2 separate regions of the Homo sapiens genome follow, and region 1 is linked to region 2. A link is an interaction called in ENCODE POLR2A ChIA-PET data of the cell type or tissue named here. Cell type or tissue: HepG2. All regions are shown on one strand. Each heading gives the region's core, and the rest is flanking DNA. Links, peaks and the distances in the headings are about the cores only.

What was found. Peaks named below come from ENCODE experiments on the same cell type or tissue, not always from the same donor. Only the 100,000 strongest peaks of a DNase experiment are listed, where the experiment ranks them.
Region 1: POLR2A ChIA-PET joins it to region 2 with 12 read pairs; 8 of 35 experiments call an interaction of 5 or more read pairs at or near these places.

Annotation. Positions count from the first base shown.
Region 1 is chr12:57,514,391-57,519,463 of GRCh38, reverse strand. MARS1 (methionyl-tRNA synthetase 1) reads right to left here. Exons shown (of 21, transcript NM_004990.4): 16 at 4,613-4,744; 17 at 4,406-4,510; 18 at 4,128-4,314; 19 at 3,473-3,544; 20 at 3,127-3,219; 21 at 2,812-3,029. The coding sequence ends at 2,883. It overlaps DDIT3 (DNA damage inducible transcript 3), which reads left to right. Exons shown (of 4, transcript NM_004083.6): 2 at 1,711-1,758; 3 at 2,026-2,195; 4 at 2,284-2,871. The coding sequence starts at 2,058. The coding sequence ends at 2,655. LOC128125814 reads left to right here. Exons shown (of 2, transcript NM_001414991.1): 2 at 1,711-1,752. The coding sequence ends at 1,752. MIR616 (microRNA 616) reads left to right here and starts at 205; the gene lies at 205-301. RefSeq lists an enhancer at 1-114. In HepG2, for the core only: no CTCF peak of the experiment used is centred there; no DNase peak of the experiment used is centred there; H3K4me3 peaks cover 1,202 bases.
Region 2 is chr12:57,574,094-57,579,611 of GRCh38, reverse strand. It overlaps KIF5A (kinesin family member 5A), which reads right to left. Exons shown (of 29, transcript NM_004984.4): 16 at 4,340-4,528; 17 at 3,855-3,972; 18 at 3,461-3,525; 19 at 3,234-3,343; 20 at 2,750-2,851; 21 at 1,839-1,899; 22 at 1,532-1,603; 23 at 1,270-1,374. Among named protein-coding and RNA genes, the nearest start is that of PIP4K2C, 14 kb to the left of the region's middle. In HepG2, for the core only: no CTCF peak of the experiment used is centred there; DNase peaks (open chromatin) are centred at 2,641 and 3,311; H3K4me3 peaks cover 1,023 bases.

The DNA of each region.
Region 1 (5,073 bases), core at 74-5,073, 60 kb after region 2:
TTAACAAATACTTAATGAGGACCTACTGTGTGCCACACAGTTTGGGGCTCAGGGTACATCCTTGAGCAAGAGGAAAAAATCATCTCAGTGGGAGGCCTACAGTAAACAAAATATAAGTGCCACGGAGAAAGCTAAAGCAGAGAAAGGAATGGAGAATGTTCAGGATGGAGGTCAGAGTGTTACATCAGGTGGTCAGGAATTACCTTAGGTAATTCCTCCACTCAAAACCCTTCAGTGACTTCCATGACATGAAATAGGAAGTCATTGGAGGGTTTGAGCAGAGGAATGACCTGTTTTAAAAGGCTCACTCAGGCTGCTGTATGGTGAATAGAGTTGCGGAGGGGTGGCAAGAGAAGAAATGGGAAGACCTTCTGCAGTCAGAAAGTTTCTGCAGTAATTTAGAGATGGTAGTGAATTGATCTAGATTGGAAACAATGGAATTAGAAGTGTTTAGATTCTTCTAAGCAAAGGTTTTAAAAACTCATTTTTAAAGAATGAGTTAAGGGCCGGGCATGGTGGCTCACACCTGTAATCCCAGCACTTTGGGAGACCAGAGGTGGGTGGATCACCTGAGGTCAGGAGTTCAAGACCAGCCTGGCCAACATGGTGAAATCCCATCTTTACTAAAAATACAAAAATTAGCCGGGCATGGCAGTGCATGCCTGTAATCCCAGCTACTCCGGAGGCTGAAGCAGGAGAATCGCTTGAACCCAGCAGGCGGAGGTTGCAGTGAGCCGATTGCGCCACTGCCTTCCAGCCTGGGCAAAAAGAGTGAGACCCGTCTCAGAAAAAAAGGAATGAGTTAAAATTTGCTAGTACTTTGGATTGCAGGGTGTGAGAGAAGAGGAATGAAGGATGATACCAAGGTTTTTAGCTTAAGCAACTAGAGTTGTCATCTGAGATGGGGATGACCTTGGAAGGGGAAAATCAGCAAGAGTTTGCCTTTGCACATAGTCTTAGGTGCCTATTAGACATTGAAAAAGAAATGGCAAGTAGGCAGTAGACAGCAGAGTCTGAAGTTCTGGAAGAGGTCCAGACTGGAAATGTACATTTGGAGGATGTCAGCCCTGTGGGAATGGAGTTAGGAAAATGCTATGATTTGTTCCCTTCCCTGTAGTTTAGTTTTTACCCTGGCAGATTTGAGGCCTGCTTTGGATTTAGAGAAAGCTGAGTTGGCCAGGACTTTACTATTATGTAACCAGGACTACAAATGTCAGCAACTAAAAATAAAGAAAGTCAGGCCCTCTTCTGCCCTTCGAAATGGCTACAGGGACCAAGTATGCATACCCCACAAGACCAGAAGTAAGGAAGGACCAGTAGGAGGCTGGAGGTAAAAGAAAAATAAGGGCCCAGCACGGTAGCTCATGCCTATAATCCCAGCACTTTGGGAAGCGATGGATCACAAGGTTAAGAGATGGAGACCATCCTGGCCAACATAGTGAAACCCTATCTCTGCTAAAAACACAAAAATTAGCTGGGCGTGGTGGCACGCGCCTGTAGTCCCAGCTACTCGGGAGGCCGAGGCAGAAGAATCACTTGAACCGAGGAGGCAGAGGTTGCAGTGAGCCGAGATCGCACCACTGCACTTCAGCCTGGCAACAGAGCAAGACTTGGTCTCAAAAAAAAAAAAAGAAAGAAAAAAAGAAAAAGAAAAGTAAGTTGCCTCTCCCCCTTCCAAAAATGGCTGACATTTCTCTTTGTTGCCCACAGTGTTCAAGAAGGAAGTGTATCTTCATACATCACCACACCTGAAAGCAGGTAAACTTAACCTACCCTTTTCCAAAAATTTTAAACGGCAGGACAGTAAATATTTTAGATGTTAAAAGTCCTATAGTCTCTAGCGTGACTCTTCATCTCTGCCACTGTAGCACCAAAGCAGCCATAAACAATATGTAAATAAACAGATGTGGCTGTATTCCAGTACAACTTTACCTACAAAAACAGGCATCAGACCAGCTTGCCAACTTGTGGCATAGACTGTTTGCTACATGGAGCTTGTTCCAGCCACTCCCCATTATCCTGCAGATGTGCTTTTCCAGACTGATCCAACTGCAGAGATGGCAGCTGAGTCATTGCCTTTCTCCTTCGGGACACTGTCCAGCTGGGAGCTGGAAGCCTGGTATGAGGACCTGCAAGAGGTCCTGTCTTCAGATGAAAATGGGGGTACCTATGTTTCACCTCCTGGAAATGAAGAGGTAAGAATGTTAGCCCTAAAGCTAAAGGGGGATGTTACCTTTCCCTTCTCAACTAATATCTATGTTCCCTTTCCTCATTTCCTTGAAGGAAGAATCAAAAATCTTCACCACTCTTGACCCTGCTTCTCTGGCTTGGCTGACTGAGGAGGAGCCAGAACCAGCAGAGGTCACAAGCACCTCCCAGAGCCCTCACTCTCCAGATTCCAGTCAGAGCTCCCTGGCTCAGGAGGAAGAGGAGGAAGACCAAGGGAGAACCAGGAAACGGAAACAGAGTGGTCATTCCCCAGCCCGGGCTGGAAAGCAGCGCATGAAGGAGAAAGAACAGGAGAATGAAAGGAAAGTGGCACAGCTAGCTGAAGAGAATGAACGGCTCAAGCAGGAAATCGAGCGCCTGACCAGGGAAGTAGAGGCGACTCGCCGAGCTCTGATTGACCGAATGGTGAATCTGCACCAAGCATGAACAATTGGGAGCATCAGTCCCCCACTTGGGCCACACTACCCACCTTTCCCAGAAGTGGCTACTGACTACCCTCTCACTAGTGCCAATGATGTGACCCTCAATCCCACATACGCAGGGGGAAGGCTTGGAGTAGACAAAAGGAAAGGTCTCAGCTTGTATATAGAGATTGTACATTTATTTATTACTGTCCCTATCTATTAAAGTGACTTTCTATGAGCCAAGGTCTTTTACTTTTTCTTCTTGCCTTTAGGGGCTTCAGGGGGTTTCCCCTCAGCTACAGCCAACTGTTTCTTTAGATCCAAGAGTTTCGCCACCTCCGCAGCAACCTCGTTCTTGTCTGCCTTTTGTGCTTTCAGTTCTCGGACAATGTTTCCCTAAGATAAAGGGGGGTGGGGAGGTAACAGTGAGGCAAGAAAAAGATCTATTTAGGATTCAGCTTGTCCAGTCTCCCACAGGGCTTAAGCTTCATACTTGTTTTGTCACTTCATCCATCAGCGCTTGTATCTGCTGTGGCTTGGCTGTTGTAACAGTCTCTACAACTGCTGGCTTCGGGGACGTTTTTGCCTGGAGAACAACAAAGTTATCACCAGCAACCATAAATATCCCCTAACCTCCAGTTTTATACAGCATCTCAGAGGGAAAGTGGTTACCTTTAAGTCGAAGGTCTCTTCTAGTTAAGACAGGAAAGAAAAACTGTAAGTGAGGAAGCGGCAGGGCCAAAAGATGGAAAGAGTGATGGGTGAGGACTACTTAGGGAAATTAGGGAAGTGATGCTGTGGCTGTTGTGGAGCGAGGGCACAGCCTTTAGCTTTCTCACCTGGCCCCCTCCAAAGCGCTGCCTTAAACTTTCAATCTGGTCATTTTCCAATTTTTGGAACAAGGGACTGACCTGTAAAAAAAGAGTTCCAGAATCATCTACTGATTGGATACAGACTCTACCATAGACTATACAGATGACCTCTCCAACCCCAATCTCTGATGTGTTTTAGAAAGAACGAGCTTAACACTGAGCTAATATCTGCTGATTTTAGGAAATTAGCTGTAGCTTTCCCTGTGAAACCCCAAATAATTTGTAGGGTCAAAGATTCTTTAAGCTCTCTAAGGATGCTAGGCTGATCCAGAAGTTTAGCAATGTACTTACTTTTTCATTTTGTGTCAAAGAGGAAATGGCTTTCCTGTATTTTCCCTGCCCACTATCTGCTAGCATTATGGAGACTAGGTGATCACAGTGTTTCTTCAAATATCTGTTTACCAGTTAGTTTTGTGTGCCAGGTTCTGGTTTCTGGCATGAAGAACAATGAAGATGTACAGATAATTCCGGACTTGTGAACGACTACCAAGGACTTTATATCAGAAACTTAGGAGTCCCATGACCAAAGTAACACTGGAGAGATGTTAGGTCTTCTCTCACCCACTCCAAAAGCTGCATGGCAAGAGTATCAATTTTAAGAGAGGCTGGCTCTTCCACCTACTGTGCCAATCTGGTGTCCTGCTGGTAAGGTACACAGGAAGTTTGTCAGCAGGATACTGCAGGCTGGAGGTGGGAGCTGCAGCTGGGCCTGGATTGTGGCACTAACCGTGGGCATGTAAGGCTGAAGCATGACAGAGAGCAAGGCAGCTATATTCACTGCCAAGCCAGTCACTGTTCCTGCCCGTTGCCTGAGGAAGAGGAGACATTAGTCAAGACCTCCAGGAGGATACAGCTTACAAGCCACTTTATGCCTTTAGCCAACCCTCCCCGCTTACCTACCTGTCAGCCTCACTGCCTTTAATCCGCTTCCAGGGCTCATTCACCTGAATATATTGGTTGCCATGTCGAGATATGGTGAGGATACTGCGCAAGGCATCCCGGATCCTGGGAAGGGAGGAAGCAGGCCAAGGTGTAATGTCCTACAGAGACCAATACAAGGAGGCTCTCAACATGCCAGCAGAAAAGACAGAGGTGTCAGTTACTTACCGAACCTTCTCAAGTAGCTGGTGATAGTGCTGGAGCTCCAGGGTGACATGGGCCAGCAGGCGCTGATCATCAGGGGTGAGCACCATCTCAGGCACATAGCCCCCAAAGAACTTAGACACAAACATCCCAGCTCTTGGTTGGGAGTAGGAAAGCAGAAGTGGAAAAAAGAGGGGAAGTTATTATCCCGTCTCCTTGTTAGAATTTCACCCAATTTCCACAGCTGTACATTCTCTCAGGATTCCTGCCTGGAACAGGTAACTCCTGGCTCCCTCAAGCTAGTAGACAAGGCCTAATTATTTACTCTTTCTCTCCCCTAAGAATCTGACTCTGCACATAAGAAACCTGATTAAGTTAAACAACTGTACCTCTTATTTTTAAGAAGTCATTACTCGGCCGGGCGCAGTGGCTCACGCCTAAAATCCCAGCACTCTGGGAGGCCGAGGTGGGCAGATCACCTGAGG
Region 2 (5,518 bases), core at 270-5,269:
AATAAAGGAAATAAAATCGTAGCAAAGCCCTCTGCAGGCCTAAATAAGATAAATAAACTCTGTACATTATCACTGGGCACAGGTTTAGGATTCATTAAGAAAAAAAAAAGTACTGAATATTTACTATATAAGCTGGGCATTATACTGGGAGGAAAAGAAGTTTAAGTGCTAGGCTAGTGAGAATGTAAGTTTAAATGGAATCTTAAGGTAGATTTGAAAGGAAAGGAATGAAGTATAGGTTAGGGTTTATTTTATGAATTAGTTAAAAGGACCAGTTGACAGCCTGCCGAGCCTGTCTTCAAGGCTCAGATATTTAGTGCTAGTGAGAGTGCCCCTACCCAGCATGCACCAAACATTTCCTGTCCTGACTCCTTTGGACTGCCCTTCTGCATCCCCAGCCCATACCTTTGAAACCCAGTCATCCACCTAAAGAACCGCAACAGCAAGGAGGGGGACAGAGAGGCAGCAACTTAATACACAGGAGTTTTGACTGGGGCCCCAACCAGGGGCTGGTTGGGCCATCTTAGGGACATCATTTTTTTTTAATTGAAACAGGGTCTCACTCTGTCACCTAGGCTGGAGTGCAGTGGCATGATCACAGCTCACTGCAGCCTCTACTTCCTGCGCTCAAGCAATTGCCCTACCTCAGCCTCCCAAGTAGCTGGGACTATGGGTGTGTGCCACCACATCCGGCTAATTTTTGTATTTTTTGTAGAGATGGGGTTTCGCCATGTTGCTTAGGCTGGTCTTGAACTCCTGTGCTCAAGTGATCCGCCCGCCTCGGCTTCCTGAAGCGCTGGGACTACAGGCATGCACCACTGTGCCTAGCCAGGGACATCATTTAATGTCCCTGCATGCCTGCCACAGACCTAGACAGATGGAGTTCTCTCCACGAAAGAAGCCCAACTCCCTTGCTTCTTCTCATCTCCCTGCCTTCCATCTCTGGGTAACGTCTGACCAGTCTCCCTCCTGTATAGTTACAGCCCATGCCTCTGTTAGTTTCAACCTCTCCCTCCAAGGTAGGCCTGGGGAATTCCACTTTGAGCAGAGGTGGGTTAGAAACTTTGAGAAGGGAATACAGGCATGAAACAAAGAACAAGGTACAAGTGGACCAAATATGGTATAAAGAAGGGATTAGTAGGGAAAGTAAAAGCGAACAGTAAGGAAAACATGCAACTAGATTTTCCTGAATCCAAGGGGCCTCTGAGGATTTGGTATGCTAGCTACCCGGCCTCAAAAATTCTCTTCACTCCTTCAGCAGACTCTTACCTGTTTGTGAACCTTTGTAAGCTGTTCCAGGTTGTTCTCAAGAAAGGAAATCTTCTGCTTTTGGGAGTGAATCCCCCCACTGTCTTCGGGCTCCATTTCTGCACTCTGAGAACAGATAGAAGGAAAGACGTGGCTGTCCTGAGGCCAAACAGGTCCCACCAAGACCAGGCCAAGCCAGCCCCATAGGGGCAACAGGGGCAGGAGAAACCTAAGGATAGGAGGAGGATGTGGGGGCTGACAAAACCCCAAGGACAGCACTCACTTTCTTGACTCGAGTCGTGACGTCTTGAACGAACAGCTTGCGAAGGTTGTGGAGGGTCTGGAGTTCCCGGGCCTGGAAAGAATGATGAAAAATTGGGAATAGCCAGATACCAGGTCTGTCCTATTCCTCCAGAATTATAGGTACCTCCAGTCTCTATAATCAAGTGAGTCACTTATCCTTTAGGAAAAAATGTGTCTTGATTACGCTACAGAATGGCTGCAAAAGGGCAGGAGGAATAGGGTTAGGAAGAAATGAAGCCTCCCCACTCCCCAGTCCTGTGAATTTGGCACAGAAGGGAACCACTCACAACTGTCTCCTCCAGACCCTTGAGGTCCTGCTTGGACTGCTCATGTCGCTCGTACAGAAATCTGTAGCAAGAGAAATAAGGGAAATGGAAAGATCCCTCAGGACTCTCCTTCCTCCTGCCTCTTCCTCTATTACTTTTATCTCCATTTAAGTATTACTATTATTGTTATTTTGTGAAACAGGGTCTCATTCTGTTACCTAGGCTAGATAGAGTACAGTGGCACAATCAGGGCTCACTGCAGCCTCAACCTCCTGGGCTCAAGGGATCCTTCCCACCTCAGCCTCCCAAGCATCTGGGACCACAGACGTATGCCACCATGCCCAGCTAATTTTTGTATTTTTAGTAGAGACAGGGTTTTGCCATGTTGCCCAGGCTGGTCTCGAACTACTGAGCTCAAGCAGTCCACCTGCTTTGGCCTCCCAAAGTGCTGAGATTATAGGTGTAAGCCATCGCACCCAGCCTATTATTATTTATTACACAAGTTACTCATGTTTACTGTGCAAAAATTAGAAAAGAATTTTAAAGAGAGACATAAGGTGAGTTTTTATAAAAAGCCTATGATTCTACTATTTACAGATCAAACCAACATTAACCTTCTGGTGTCCACCTTTCTAGACTTTTTTCTATGCCTACATATCCATGTATACATTTTTATGGGATCATACCATGCATATGGTTTTGTAACCTGTTTTTACACTGAATAGAACACGTAAACCTCCTTCCATACTGGTGAATACTCAACGGCAGTCTTTGCTGAGAGTGTCCTTTTGGTCCCGTCCCTACCCCATCATATTTTTCCCATGAGTCACCCTATCATGTCTGCATGTGTGTCCTGCCTCTGCAAGCGTGTCTGAGTTCACAGTTCTGAGCCTACAAGGCTGTAGTTTTACAGGTAAATCCATGCCACTCACGTCAGCTCCTGCAGCTTGGTGCTCTTCTCGTGTTCTTCGCTCTTCAGCTTCTCGTAGTCAGCCTGAAGCTTCTCTAGCTCTAACTGGAGCTTCTGATTTAGGCTACAGAGCATCAGAAGGTAATGGAGATGGGGGAGAAAGATGTTAATGAGGGGGAAGGGAAGGCCAGCTCTTCAAACTTCTTCCTTTTTGAACGAGTGAGTCCAGTTAGAATTGATGTGTCCACCTTCAGATACCAGAGGCAGACTCAGGCCACTGTTTCCATGACAGAGCCAGGAACCCTGACCTCTCTAATCCTGGGACCCTCAAGGATAGGGACTAGTCGTTATTCCATGTGTCTCCTGAGGTGGGGCTACGAAGTTGTGGCATTGTTGAGGGAATGACACATGGATGTTAAAGAATCAGACCCAGAGGGGACATGTGAGTCAATACAGCAAGGTGACAGGACCCGGGAGGGGCTGGAGTCGCCCTTGGGAACCCTTACTCTTTGAGCTCATCAATGGTCTTCTGCTTCTCGTTGATCTCGTCCCGGAGCCGGGCCAGCTGCCGGTGATGGGCCTCCCGGTGACTCTCCATCTGCAGCTCCAGAGCCTTCTGCAAACAACCCCACCCCAAGCTCAAAGGCCAGACTCCCAGCAACAAGCTCTGTGAGGGCCAGCACAGCTTTCACCACACCAGGCCCCAATTGTCCCTGACACCTTCCTTACTCACCTTCACTTCATCTGCATCCTGAGTGTCAGGCTCCTTGTCCTTCAGGGCCACTTCATGCACAGTTTCTAAGGGAAAGAGGGGAAGACAGCTGACATCAAACCTACCTCTTTCGGAAAGAACTTCACGTTGTGACCAGAACTCCAGGCAGGGCTGGGAATGGACCCACAGGGATGTTCTTCTGTGTTAGGACTGTCCAATTTGATATAGCAGGAACAGAGAACAAGGGTGTATGGTTAATGTAAAATGAGCTACATGCAAAACCTTGGCTAACATATGAGTTGGCATCCATGATTTCAAGCTAATGCTTTGAGTGAGTGATTATTGGGGTGATTTATTTTGATGTTTCTGACTTTTCTGCCCTGGACAGTGGGATGGAGGTATAAGAAGGCCTCACCCTGGGCCTGGAGCTTGGCCAGCTCATCGCTCAAGGAGTCATAGGACTCTTCCAGGTGCCGCTTCTTTAGCTCCACGCTCTGCATGTATTCCGTAAGCGAGCGGATCTTGGCCTCATGCTGGTGGGAGAAAGTTGGTGAGAGGAAGAAGATGGAGCAAAGGACACAAACCCAGGCCACACAGATCTCCAACTCCAGCTCTCCTCCCAGCCCTCCCTCCTGCTACACTTCCCATGAGGGTGCAGGGTTGGGGGCCATTCCTATGGGGCTCTTCCTTTAGCTCCCATGGCTCAGGGGGCAGTACCCGCCCTGAGCCTTTACTTTTTTGGCCCTGATCTGCACCCCTGCCACCCCAGCTTTTCTGTCCTTGATTTCACTTGACCCCAGAACTTTGACATAAAGGTGGGTGTTAGGAGTTTTAGCCATAACCCCAGAGTAGCCTTCTTTCTCCCATGGCATCTGAAGGTTCTCAAACTTAGGCACTCACCTGAGAGATGAGGAGCTGGCAGGATGAGAGCTCCCGCCCGGTCACTTCCATCTTGCGGTGACACTCCACCTGGAGGTTCTCCAGCTGCCGGCACCGCTTGACCACAGACTTGACTTCTGATTTGATTTTGCTGATGTAGAGTCGGGCCACAGTGAACTCCTCCTCGATGGCCCCACTGATCTCCACTGGCTAAGGTGATTAAAGGAGGAAGAGATGCTTCTTGGCTGCTGGGAAGCTTTATCTGTTCCCTCCCACCTTCTACCTACCCATACACACCCACATACGCAGGGACTCAAATGGGATGGGTATTTTCCAAACGACCTTTAGCAGCTCTCTATCAGCGGCATTTCACATTAAATTCCTCCGCCTGCATTTAAAAATCCAATTCTGGCTGGGCGCAGTAGCTCATGCCTTGTAATCTCAGCACTTTGGGAGGTCAAGGTGGGTGGATCACCTGAGGTCAGGAGTTCGAGACCAGCCTGACCAACATGGTGGTGAAACCCTGTCTCTACTAAAAATACAAAATTAGCCAAGCATCATGGCACATGCCTGTAATCCCAGCTACTCAAGAGGCTGAGGCAGGAAATTGCTTGAACCCAGGAGGCGGAGGTTGCAGTGAACCGAGATCACACCACTGGACTCCAGCCTGGGCGACAGAGTGAGACTCCATCTCAAAAAAAAAAAAAAAAAATCCAATTCTGGGCCGGGCTCGGTGGCTCACGCCTGTAATCCCAACACTTTGGGAGGCCGAGGTGGGTGGACTACGAGGTCAGGAGTTCGAGACCAGCCTGGCCAATATGGTGAAACCCTCTCTCTACTAAAAACATAAAAAATTAGCCAGGAGAGGTGGTGTGTGCCTGTAGTCCCAGCTACTCGGGAGGCTGAAGCAGAAGAATTGCTTGAACCTGGGAGGCGGAGGTTGCAGTGAGCTGAGATCACACCACTGCACTCCAGCCTGGGCAACAGAGCAAGACTCCATCTCAAAAAAAAAAAAAAATCCAATTCTGACAGTCCCCCACTTACAAATAAATCTTATAAAGCAACATGATTTTCTTTTGATCTCCTTGATCACCCAGATTATTCTCACATCCACAGATTTGCATATTTCATTCTGAACTCTGTGCCTATGCCCCACCTCTAACTCCTACTGCAAGCACTGCTCTGTTGCTGCTGCTTTTT